Regions from separate parts of the Homo sapiens genome. Here all the other regions are linked to region 1. Evidence: chromatin contacts called from ENCODE Hi-C or POLR2A ChIA-PET data. All regions are on one chromosome and are shown on one strand. Each heading gives the region's core, a stretch centred on a gene start or an enhancer-like site at or near the end of the contact. The rest is flanking DNA. Distances are from core to core; before and after follow the strand shown.

The links. A loop is a pair of places that touch in the nucleus more often than their neighbours do. ChIA-PET counts read pairs that join two places held with the same protein, here RNA polymerase II (POLR2A). Pooled maps may share reads with other maps.
Region 2: a loop to region 1 is called in a map with no recorded cell type, with 9 times the contacts of the local background. The contact joins the promoter of BRWD1 here to the promoter of TIAM1-AS1 in region 1. A Hi-C loop is called at or near these places in 1 of 37 single-sample maps with no recorded cell type and 4 of 50 pooled maps. POLR2A ChIA-PET finds 5 or more read pairs at or near these places in 1 of 52 experiments (OCI-LY7).
Region 3: a map of CD4-positive, alpha-beta memory T cell shows a loop between it and region 1 (19-fold over the local background). The contact joins the promoter of VPS26C here to the promoter of TIAM1-AS1 in region 1. A Hi-C loop is called at or near these places in 1 of 168 maps with a recorded cell type or tissue (CD4-positive, alpha-beta memory T cell), 1 of 37 single-sample maps with no recorded cell type and 3 of 50 pooled maps.

Annotation. Positions count from the first base shown.
Region 1 is chr21:31,557,194-31,561,206 of GRCh38, reverse strand. TIAM1-AS1 (TIAM1 antisense RNA 1) reads right to left here and starts at 1,974. Exons shown (of 2, transcript NR_171013.1): 1 at 1,612-1,974; 2 at 720-1,190. It also overlaps a transcript of TIAM1 not described here. RefSeq lists a silencer at 1,626-2,255 and enhancers at 1,535-2,347, 3,161-3,974.
Region 2 is chr21:39,311,401-39,315,413 of GRCh38, reverse strand. BRWD1 (bromodomain and WD repeat domain containing 1) reads left to right here and starts at 1,782. Exons shown (of 41, transcript NM_033656.4): 1 at 1,782-1,971; 2 at 2,115-2,173; 3 at 2,313-2,342; 4 at 2,514-2,573. The coding sequence starts at 1,923. It overlaps BRWD1-AS2 (BRWD1 antisense RNA 2), which reads right to left and starts at 1,507. Exons shown (of 1, transcript NR_111942.1): 1 at 499-1,507. RefSeq lists enhancers at 1-293, 294-989 and silencers at 1,299-1,468, 1,719-1,828, 1,899-1,958, 2,069-2,318, 2,509-2,588 and 1 more.
Region 3 is chr21:37,265,121-37,269,133 of GRCh38, reverse strand. VPS26C (VPS26 endosomal protein sorting factor C) reads left to right here and starts at 1,800. Exons shown (of 8, transcript NM_006052.2): 1 at 1,800-1,896. The coding sequence starts at 1,840. RefSeq lists silencers at 995-1,154, 1,895-2,204 and an enhancer at 1,695-1,754.

The DNA of each region.
Region 1 (4,013 bases), core at 725-3,224:
TTCTAAACTTCCTTAGGGAAAAACCCTCTACTCATTTTCAAATATATGTATTTCCCCTAGATGGTGGCTTGTAACAGGTAAAGAAATGGCTCTTTGTCCTGGGATGAAAAGCTTCTCAAGGGAATTATTCTCCATTCCAAGCTGTTGGCTGAAACGAGGCTGGTTTTGGAAGGGGTGTCTTTGGAAAATCTCTCAAACTTGACTCAAAAACCTCCCTGTAATACTGATCATGGAACCTGGTGGACGCATCCGTTCAAGAGCTACCATGCTACCCATTCTTCTCAAACTGATGTTTTAGAAGCACTTCAAATCCTTAAAGCTCTTGCCTATAATTATAGCTCCTCTATAATTCATGGATTCCATGTTTTTTCAGTGCCCCAAATGTGCCAAACACTGTGCTAGGACTGGGATCCAGCAGGGAAGATAGATAAGATTCCGGCTTCCATGGAAGGCTGCAGTGCAACAGGCAACTTCAGCCCCGTGTCATACAGGCCTGTGAGGGGAGCACAGGGGGTGGAAGCACTGGAAGTGGAAATGTGGCATCTAACCTTGACAGGGTACAGGAGGCTTCCCGGGGTCTGTAAGAGCAGTAGTTCAGCAATGCCTACTGCATGGATGCCTTGGCGGCCAAGCTGGGATCTGAAGAAGGGTAGGAATTAGTGAAGTGAAGGGAGGGGCTGGGGGTTGACGTGTTCTGGGGAAAGAAAAGAGACCCAGAGTTGGGAGCGCAAAATGAGATTTTTCTGCTTAGAAGGATCATTCTGCAAAGTGGAGAACAGATTTCAGGGGGCAAGGCCTGGGACAGAAGGACGATGGGAGCCCTTTACTGAGGTCCAGGTGAGACAGGATGGGAGGAATGGGTTTGGGAGGTTAACAAAAATGGATGGGAGAGGGTTAAGAAGAAGGAGGAATCAGGGATGACTTTCAATTTTCCGGTTTAGGTTTATCTTCCACAGCGTGGGCAATTCTTTTTGTTTTCAACAAGATCACCCCGGGAGCGCAGACCTTCCCAGCTCCCGGGGCGAACACGTGTGTATGGAATCAAGGTGTAAGGAACATACATCCCAGCCTTTGTTGTAAATGGGGAAGTCTAGAGCTCTTCAGGAGAGGAGGAAGCTCCGGCCTCGTGTAGGGAAAGGTTTCGCTCGAGGCTGTACCGCCAGCGTCTCCGTTTCCGCGTTCTCCACAACCTTGCGAGAGGTAAACTGCAACTGTAGTTTCCGGATTTTACAGAGGAGCCCAGGAGGTCTGCGTGAACCCTGCCCGAGTCACTTACTCTGCCCAGCAGGTAAGCGTAAGGCCCAAACCCCACGCTGTTATTCCAAGTTCGCTTGCTGGGCACGGTAAGTGAACCCTGGGAGTCCTGGACTCTGGTGAAGGCCACCATGCCCTACCTGGAGGCTGCTCAGGGTCTAACATCCTCTAGCATCCACGGGAAGGGATTGCGTTAGGATTTTTTTCTCTCGTAAAAAAGTTCCTGTCTCCCCCTAGAGCCAGGCACACGCCTCCCGCGCCAGACCACTTGTCCCAGGCACAACATTTTTTGACTCTTCGCCTCCCCCGTTTCGATCCCCCTTCCTCTCCGCCTTAGGTGGCAGGAAAATCCTTTACCTCCGACCAATCCCACCGATGCCGAGCCGCGCGCGCGCGCCAACTAGAGCTCCGTCTGTGCACGCCATTGGCCACCTCCACCTATGCGAGATGACAGGCAGCTTCGCGGACCTATCGCCGAGGGAGGCAGAGGCCTCCGGCCCTCCCAAAGCTGCTTTGTTAGGGGCTCCCTGGTCGTCCCCCGGCCCGCCGCGCCTCCGCTGCCTGCGGGCGATCTCCCCGGGCCGCGCTGACGGAGCCTCGCAGGAAGGCATCTCTGGAGCGCGCGCCGCCCGCGCCCCTCCAGCCGCGCGCTCCGAGCCTGGCTGCGGCGCGGATACCCGGCGTGCGCCCATAGTCGCTCTACAGCCCAACTCCGAACGCCCCGCTCCTGCATCCACCGCCTCGGATTGGCTGGCCGGAGGCGGAGCGATTGTCAGGCGGCCCAATCGGAGCTCGGTTTCCCACGGGCTCCCGCGGCCCGGCCCCCGAGGCCGCAGGCGGAGGGGCCCTGACAGCTCCGATTGGCAGACCACGAGCGGGTTCGAGCGCGGCCGGCAGAGCAGCGCCGCCGCCGTCGGGCGCGCAGCTCTGCAGCTCCGCGGACGCCTTGGCGCCCGCAGCCCCAGGGGCACGGCTGCCCCGCATCGTGCCCGGCCCCGTCGCGGAGATCCCGGACGACCGTCGCGGGTGAGTACCGCGGGCCTGGGGTGCGCGGGCGTCCGGCCGGAGCCGCCCCGGGAGACGGCGGCGAGGATGCCCGGAGCCTCGGTGCCCGTGCCGGGCACGTTCTGACCCCCGTCTCCCGCACACTGGGGCTCCCGGCGGGTCCTAGCTCCCCCCGATCGGGCTTTCCACGTATTGTTTTCGTGTTCACACACTTGGGAGGTGGGGAGATGCGGGGAGGAGAGGCAGGAGGAGGCATCCCTCGCGCGAAGGAGGGAGACGAGACCGTGCAGCCCAGGTGCCTTCGCTGGATGGAAATGACAGCGTCCGGACGTCGGCATTCGGTCCTCTCGGCAGCAGGAGGTCAGCGCTGACCTGCGGCGGCCGCGGCACTTTGTATTTTATCGGCTGATTTTTGTCAACTTCGGGGAGGGCGTGCTTGTGCATCCTTGTGTCTATGTTTGCGTCTCGGTCCCTGACTTAGGCACCTCCGGGCCTGGCTTTTCGGCGACGCGTCCTGGGCGCTCACCTTGGCGATCCGTGCCGCCCTCGGGGCCGGGCTCACCGGGCGGAAAGCCCGGGGGCCGGCGCACGGAGCTGGGGACCCGCGACGAACCCCCGGAGGGGGGCATTAAAAGCGGAATCCTGCGGGTGCGCAGACAATGCCTCATCCGGGCGGTCGGGTCCCGGGGACTGTGCCCTGGGTCCCCGCGCCCTATCCCGTCCCCGCCTCGCCCTCTCACCAGCTCTGCCGCTGCGATGCTGCTGCGCCGCGCCCCTCGCCACCCGGCTGGGGACCCGCGTGGGGCCCGCTTTTGTTTACAGACCTCGCCATTGGGCGAGAGCAGCGCGCCGTGCGCCCCCCAGCCCCGGCGGCTGCCGCTTGCCCCCTCGAAACCTGGAGAAGTTGTTGCGCGCTGTCAGGTGACGCCCCCTCCCCCCGGCCGCGGGGCGGGATGCTGCAGGGGAAAGATGCCGTCTCGGCGCCTTCGCGCCCAGCCCCCGCCGCGCACGGCGCCTCTAGGTCCCCTGCACCCGGGGGCGCCCGTGTCCCAGCCTGGGGTCCAGGCTGGCGGCCCTCGGGGCGCCGACTCGGCCACACTCACCCGGTTCCAGTCGTCGCGTCTCCTGGTCTTGCCCCCGGGTCAGCCCTGGTTGACTCGGAGCCTGCCTTTTCCCGCGCGCTGGCAGGTCTTGAAGGACGTGCGCGAGCCCTTGGGGACACTGTGCAGTCTGTGCCCGCCTCGGTGACACCCGCGCGGCCCCGCAGGGCAGCTGTGCCGCATCCCGAGTCAGAGCCGTCCGGATCGGGTTACCCATGCACGCTGACTTGGCGCATACTTTGAGTTGGAGCAGAGGTTTAGAGCCTGTGCGCTGAGGTCAAACAAACCCGGGTTCCAGTACCTGCTCGGTGTCACTCACAAGCTGGGTGATCCCGGCCGAGCTATTCTATCTTCCTGTGTCTCAGTTTGCGCATCTGTAAAGTGGGGATAAGGAATAACCTCTAGGGGGGCGGGGCTTAAACGACCATATAGATTAACCTCAAAGCACAGTGACAGCCACGTATGAAATATTAGAGTCCTGTTGATTCTGTGTTAGAGGAAATCTGTAATAGAGGATGGCCCCTTGTCGCTTTCCTTTTCTGCGTTCTTCACTCCCCCAGCCCCAATTTCTTTTTATTATAAAAGGCATGAAGGACTGCTGTTCTCAGCTTCAAACAGGACTTGTTTTACTTGGCCTTAGGTTTAATTAGATTT
Region 2 (4,013 bases), core at 533-3,032, 7.8 Mb before region 1:
ATCCGCCTGCCTCGGCCTCCCAAAGTGCTTGGGACTACAGGCGTGAGCCACCATACCCGACAGCCTCACAGATATCTATGTCCATTTATAAATATATATAAAAGCTTTTGGCCAGGCGCAGTGGCTCATGCATGTAATCCCCAGCACTTCGGGAGGCCAAGGCGGGTGGATCACCTGAGGCCAGGAGTTCGAGACCAGCCTGGCCAACATGGTGAAACCCGTCCCTACTAAAAATATAAAAATATAAAAATTAGCCGGACGTGGTGGCGCTTGCCTGCAATTCCAGCTACTCGGGAGGCTGAGGCACAAGAATCGCTGGAACCCGGGAGGCAGAGGTTGCAGTGAGGTGAGATCGCGCCACTGCACTCCAGCCTGAGAGCAAGACCCTGTCTCAAAATAAATAAAAGCTTTTGCTATTTGGTGTAAATAAAAGCCAACTTGTACACGGTGCTTACTGTATACCAGGAACACAAATTCATTAAATCCTCACAACTTTGAGACAGGCACAAATATTATCTGTTTACTAGTGAGGAATTACCTACGGTTTACTAGTAAGGAACACTGAGACCCACAGGTTGTGACTTGCTCAAGGTCAAGCTGGTGGAGCCAAGACAAGGTGCAGGCAGTGAGTCCTGCCCTAGAGTCTGACCCGAACCACATTTAACGTCTATGTGGTGTGTAGGTTATTGCCATGAGTAAGAATCAGAATTGTTAACGCGCATTCCAGGAAGGCAGGGACACCACTGAGTGTTACTGCTGTACTTTAGGGGCCAGAGCAGGGCAGGCTGGATGCGCGGAGGAAACTCATAGTTAGGTCAGAAGCCTGGCAAGACAAGGGAATTTTCTGGTCGTCGTCCACCTCTCCAACCTCACATCCTACTAGTCTTCCAAGAGGATTCTAACTGCACATGACTCCCTAGTTTCCGGCTTCTCTTCCTAAGGAGGGTCTGCGGCCCGTCTGCACCACCCTCTCCCCACAGTCCCGTTTTCCTGTCCATGCTTGGATGGATCCAGCCGAGCCGTCAGCCGCAGCTGCGCGCTGCTCCCCCGACTCGCACCCCCTCGGCGAAGCGCTGCATTTTATGTAATTTTCTGCCGGGCTGCTGGCTTGTGGGGGATGTGGCTGGGTCTCGGCAGCCTTCAGCGCCGCAGACGCTCCGGCAACGCCAGCATACGAGGCCCCCGCCCCAGGAGCGCGGGTCCGGGCGGCGTTCCCCTCTGCGGGAGGCGCGGCGAGCCAATCCTCACTTTAAAAGCTTTCCTGTCCTCGAAGCGAGGGGTCTTCCGTGCGGGGCAAGACGCACTGGCCCCAGACGACCGGTCCGTGAAATGACCCTTCCGAGCGACCCGGAGCGGGCGACCTTGCCCAACCCGCGACTCGGGGCCCCTGCGGTCCCGCGTAGAGGACCCAGGTCCCACGGGGGGCGGCGGTGAATCGCCCCCTCTTGTGGCCGCGCTTCCGCCCCCGGCACCCGCCCGCTGCTGGGCCACCCGGCGTCGCGCTGCCGCCTCACAAAGCCCGGGCAGCCGCCTCATTGCGCGCAGGGATTCGGACCACGCGCCCTCCCCTCCCCCACTCGCTGCTGCGGCGCCCAGGTCTTTGCCTCCGCGTCACTTTCTCCTCATCGAGTCCCCGGAGGCAGAGAGCTGAGCGAGGTTCGCCTCCCCGGGCGGGACACGAGCTCCGGTCCTCTCTTGGCGCAAACCCCCGCCCCCCGCGGAGGGACTACTTTTCGTCTCCCGCGGAGGAACTACTTCCTCCCCCGCGGAGGCGTCGGTCCAGGCGGCGCGCACGGTATGGCGGCGGCGGCGGCGGCGGCGGCGCGCGCCTGAGAAGAGGGGACGCCAGCCCGGTCAGGCCTCGGCGCGGCCTACACGCTCCGCTCGCTCGCTCGCTCCCGCCTCCCGCCCCGCGCCCGGCCATGGCGGAGCCGTCGTCCGCCCGACGCCCGGTGCCTCTCATCGAGTCGGGTAAGACGCGAGGCCGTGCCACCCCCGCCCTGGCGCTCCCGGCTGCTTCGGCTTCCCCGGCTCCCCGGGCTCCCCCGGCTCCCCTGGCCCCGTCCCCCTCCCCTCCCCGCCGGGGCTTGACCTGACTCCTTGTCTTCCCGCAGAGCTGTACTTCCTTATCGCCCGGTACCTATCGGCGGGCCCGTGTCGGAGAGCGGCCCAGGTGAGTGCGGGCCCGCGGGCGGCTGCGGACTTGGCGTCCCCAGTGTCCCCGCCGCCGGGGGTCGCGGGTGGTGGGCGGGGGTGAAACGGGAGCGCCCCGGGCCCGACCCCACCCCTGACCGCGCGTCTCTCGGCCGCAGGTGCTGGTGCAGGAGCTGGAGCAGTACCAGGTCTGTGCGCGCCCGTCCCCGCGCTCCCTCGGGTTCCTCCTGCCGACCTTGCCCTGAGGGATGCTCGCCCGCGCCCCCCGCCCGCCGCCCGCCGCCCGCCCCCGGCCCCCCGCCCCCCGCCCCCCCCGCGCCGGAGGGGTGGTCACTCGTGTGCGTTTCGTGTCTTTCCAGTTGTTGCCGAAGAGATTGGACTGGGAGGGCAACGAGCACAACAGGAGCTACGAGGAGTTGGTGAGCATTGGGCACGTTTGCTCCCCGGGTTTTCCGTGCACCGCCCCCCGCCCCCGCCCCTTCCCCTCGCGGGGACCCCGGCCCGTGGGGTGCAAAGTGTGACCCGCACTGGGGGGCGGCCCGGGGATAGCTGCGTTCCCGGCTGAAGATTTTGTTTTGTTTTTGAGGCGGCCAGGTTTGTTTTGGCAGGAAACAGTCATTGGGGGCGGCGCGGGGCGGAGCGGTGGGGGCGACTCGCGGAGGTCCTGCGGCAGGGGTGGGGCTCCAGGTGCGGCCGCCTCTGCGGGGGTGTGGCGTGCGCAGCCAGCCATTCAACTGGGCGGTTTCATTCGCTTCCCCGCTCCACCGCGCTTGTAACTCGCGCTCTGATTGGCCTCGCTGCTCTTGCCCCGCCCGGGTCTGTCCCCCCACTTGTTCCCTAGGAATAGAATCATTGGTCTCTGAAGGTGGAGAAATGTTCTTGTGTTGAGCTTTTTATTTTTTGTTTTGTCAGCAGCGTCATAAAAATCTTGCAGCTGTATGAATATGCCACTGTAGTGCTTGTGCTCCTTTCTACTGTACAATATTTGTTGAACGCAGTAGTTGATTGATGAGTTTCACACTGATCTTGTAGATAACACAATAAAGTGCTTTAAATAGGCACTTTTCTTTTGAGCTCGGTTAATCTTGCATTACAGTCTCATTTCTTTTGTGAACTTGGTTAATGTTTCTATATAACTTGCTTTTATCTATAGTTACAGCAGTTGCAGGGATTCGTTTGTTTTTACTGGAGACATTTTTCAGGAATATATTTTTGCCGTTTCGTTATTAGGATAAAGGAATTCATTAATTGCCAGGCCATATTCAGCATCTTGTATAAGGAAAACAATTGAGAAAGAAAAGAGCTTCTGAGTGATCTTTTACCACAGTTGGAAGACCTGTAACACTTGAGTGGTAGAGTATGGTGGCAAGTGAAAAGAAGAAAAAAAAGTGGTAGAAGATTACTGGTTTTGAATTAGACAACAGAAGAGACCAGAGGATGTGTTATTTCCATGAACAGTTAACACTTGAAGCCTGGTGCAAGTAATAAATAATTTTAATATTTGCTTTCTTAGATTTTGAAGTAAACACTTTAACAGTGGATGTTTTCAAGGGAATGAGTTCTAAAAATTCTGATGGCAATGTGTTGAGTTTGACATTTTGAGATAGTTTATTTTTGTAAACGTTGAGGAAACATTTAAAGGATGCCCTCTTTTAGTTTTCTTCACGGATAATATAGCCTTATCGGTGAAGCGGAAAAGCATTACTGGTTATGACGCTGTTGTCGTGCTACCTGAGAGAAAATAACTTGAAACAAATGTAGTGCTGTAACTACTGGAAAAGTTACTTTTAAAATACATTTATAGGGGCTGGGTGCAGTGGCTCATGGCTGCAATCTCAGCACATTAGGAGGCCGAGGTG
Region 3 (4,013 bases), core at 551-3,050, 5.7 Mb before region 1:
TTAGCTGGGAATGGTGGCGCATGCCTGTAGTCCCAACTGCTCGGGAGGCTGAGGCAGGAGAATCGCTTGAACCTGGGAGGCGGAGGTTGCAGTGAACCAAGATAGCACCACTGCACTCCAGCCTGGGCGACAGAGCGAGACTCCGTCTCAACAACAAAACAAAACAAAAAAACCAAGTATACAATGTTGATACATGTGTTTCTTTTCCTGTTTCTCTGCAGTGTCTACTGAGATTGATTTTTTACCACTTGAAAATGATGGGTGAGTCTAGCGGAAAGGGATCCACTTCTTGAATTCAAATAGACTAGACTGTGATTTTCAAGTCCCTAATGAATTGTTCTAAAATCGCTGAGTTTTGAATTGCCAGGAAAACATTGAAGACAGAGACCAAAGCCCTGAGGGCAGAGAGGAGCTGCAAACCAAGACCTGAATATTTGAAAATACCATTTATTAACCTTCAAATGCAATTGTAGCTGCAGCACCATCACTGCTGGCCTGTAAAACATTTTATATTCTTAAGAGGGAGGCATTCGTGATACTAATTCTTTTTACAGATAGTTTCTGATGTTATCCCAAAAGCAATGCACTTTAAAAAATAATGATCAGAATCAAAGAATTTAAACAAAAAGCAAAGAATTTAAACAAAAAGCACTTTTCACCGCATTATTTAATTAAATCATTTGTCAAAATGAAATTTGACCTTCTGCTTATTGGCAAAATCCTCATTTATAACATTTACAAGAGATTTTAACTCAATAAACGAAGTACGTTAACAGTGCACTGCCCTGCCCTGCAGTAACGCCCCCCACCCCCACAAACTGTATCTGGGGTCAGCTGTTGCTGGGAATAAAAATAATAGGCAGATTCACTCCAGCTTTCAGTCTTTCATTTGCAACCAATCTCCAAGCCCCAGAGCCTGGGGGCCGTGCCTTTCCACCCTTCACGCGGGGCGCACGGATCTGAATATTTAACACCCGGTTCCAGGACACGCGCCTGGGGAACACCCACAATCCCTCGCGGCCCGCGGAGCCCGGCTGGCGGGTGACCCAGCGCCCGCGGCTCCGAGAGGAGCGAGGTCACCCGGCGCTTCCCGAGACCTTGGCCCTAGGCCCAGCTGGCGCTGGGACGCGAGGCAACCGAGCCGCCGGCCAATCAGCGCTTTGCAGGACTAGCACGCAGGGGCCGCACCCCTGAGGGTGACCGGAACCGCTCCCGCGGGAAGGGCAGGGTGCGGCGCCTGGCCGCAGACAGACAAGGGGGCGCCGGCTCTTCAGAACCCCAGGGAGAAAGCGGTGGAGGGCTAGAGTTGAGGAGACTAAGGACATTTGAGGAGGGCAGGCATTACCAAGTTAAAACCTCCTGAAAGACAACTCCATTGGGCGACCGTCTGCGCCGCACAGCCTGACGGGAGCGTCATCCTTCCTGCGCAGGCTGCAACCGACAGACAGGCTCGGCTCCGCCTCCAGCCGCGGGGCACGCGGGGAGAGCCGTTCCTCCCTCCCTCCGCTAACCCGGACAGCAAAGGAGCATTTCCGGCGTAAGACTGTCCCTACGGAAGGGGTGGGGCTAGCTTGGCCCCGTCTTTCACGCCCAGAGGGGGCGGGGTGAACCGTGACAGCGCTTCGGCCCGCACTAAGGCCGGCTCTTGTGCCGGAAGGAGGAAGGCGTGGGCATTCGCCCCTCGGAGCTAGGGAGTGTGTGCGACGCCGCTGCGAGGTCACGTGAGCCACTGCCGGCAGAGAGGGAAAGGGGCGGGGCCCAGAACGAAGCGGGGAGGCGCCCCTTGTTTCCCTGGGGTCACGCGCAGCCGGAAGTGGCGGCTGCTGCGGAGAATTGGAGATGGGGACCGCCCTGGACATCAAGATTAAAAGAGCGAATAAAGTTTATCACGCCGGGGTAAGTGGGGGCTGGGGGTGGGGATGGAGGTGGGGTTGGGCGGGTCTGCAGGTTCCGCTGTCTCCATCGCTCTGCGCACGTCCCGCGTCCCTAGGCGGGGCAGGGCTGTCCCGCCAGGTGCGTCTCCGCCAAGGTGGGTGCGTTCCCGCCAGGTGCGTCCCCGCCAGGTGCTTCCCGCGCGAGGCTGGCTGCCCTGCGAGGAGGCCCCAGGGCAGGCGCCGCCGCCGCATCTGCGGGACGTGCAGGGCAGGCGCCCAGCTCCGGGGCTGCGCTCTTCCCATCTGGCCCCTTGAACACCCGGCGGTGTTGGGTTCTCAGGCTTGAGCTCCCTCAGTGAGCGCTGAGGGCGGAGGAGTTGACGACCAAACTCCCCTTTCCCTCTCTCCTAAGGTGACCGCAAAGGTCTAATGAACGAAAGCTAAAACAAACCTTGGAAGCAGAAATGGGTATGTCTGGCGGCAGCATATATTAGATGGTAGTCACTTTTAACAACATACTAACATACTACGAAAGTTACTGCTTTTTCTGGTTTTATTCTTCGACTGACACAAAGGAATGGCTATTAAAATGCAAGTATAAAAAAGTAAAATCTTGACTATGCCATTAACAGGTTTTGTGACATTGGCCAGTCATTTAACCTCCTTGGGCCTCAGTGTCCTTATTTGCAAATGAGGGTGTTGTAAGGTTCCTCTAACTCGGGGAATCTCAACCCTTACTCTACATCAGAATCAGTCATCCTGGAGAATTTTAAAATATGATTGCTTGGGTTCCACTCCCAGCGATACCGGTGATATATGTGCAGCTAGGGTTGAAATCACAGCCCCAACACTCTTTGGAATAAAATTGATCGCAGTGGTTGGTCATATTAATGCAAAGTAATCTCAAAAGGGACAGAATTTCAGACAAAGGTCTTGGATGGATGCTAAAACTTTTGGGCAAAAGACAACTAGGGAAGCCTGCTCTTATTTACACAAGCTCAAATGGTCATCCCCTTGATGGTTAATTACAAAGGGAAAAATCTGGCCCGCGCGGTGGCTCACGCTTGTATTACCAGCACTTTGGGAGGCCGAGGCGGGCGGATCACCTGAGGTCAGGAGTTCGAGACCAGCCTGGCCAACATGGTGAAACCTGGTCTCTACTAAAAATACAAAAATTAACCGGGCGTGGTGGCGGACGCCTCTAATCCAAGCTACCAGGGAGGCTGAGGCAGAAAAATCGCTGGAACCCGGGAGGCGGAGGCTGCAGTGAGACGAGATTGTGCCACTGCACTCCAGCCTGGGCAACAGAGTGAGACCCCGTCTCAAAAAAAAAAAAAAAAAAAAAAAAAGAGAAAAAGCTACCTTTATAATGGAGAAATCTGGTAGTCACACTCCTCTAGCCAAGCACAACAATGAACACCACTTCACCATCACAACTAATGAGACGACTGACATTCGGTACCCCTTGGCATGATGCACAGAGAAGGCCACAACTCACCTATGTAGTATTCCTGCCAAAAATGTTTAATCCGTATCAGTTCATAAGGAAACAATAAGGAATATCCAAATTGAAGGGCATTCTGTGAAACAAGTAGCGTGGATTCTTCGGAAATATCAGTGTCAAAAAATAAAGGCGAGATAATTTTTCTAGACTATAAGACTAAAGGGACATGAGAACCAAATAGAATGCTTAATTTCTGATAAAATATAAATTCGACTATGGACTATAATTGTTGTATATTGGTGTTGAATTTCTCCAGTGTAATATTTATATTTTGGTTATGTAGAATACTCCACATGCTGAAGTATTTAGGATCAAAGTGTCAAGCCGTAGACTGTGCACATATGTTTATGCACATATGTGTATAGGAGAAAGAAAGTGAATGTGGCAAAATACTAACAATTGCTGAATGAAGTTAAAAGCTACATGGGTCTACTTTGTATTCTTTTTAAAAACAGCTTTATAAAGATAATTTAAAATACGAAATTTACCCTTTGAAAGTATACAATTCAGTAGTTTTTTAGTGTATTTGCAGAGTTGCACACCCATCACCACGATCTAATTCTAGAACATTTTCACCCCAAAAAGAAACCCTGAACCCATTAGCTGTCACTCCTCATTCCCCCTCCCTCCTGACC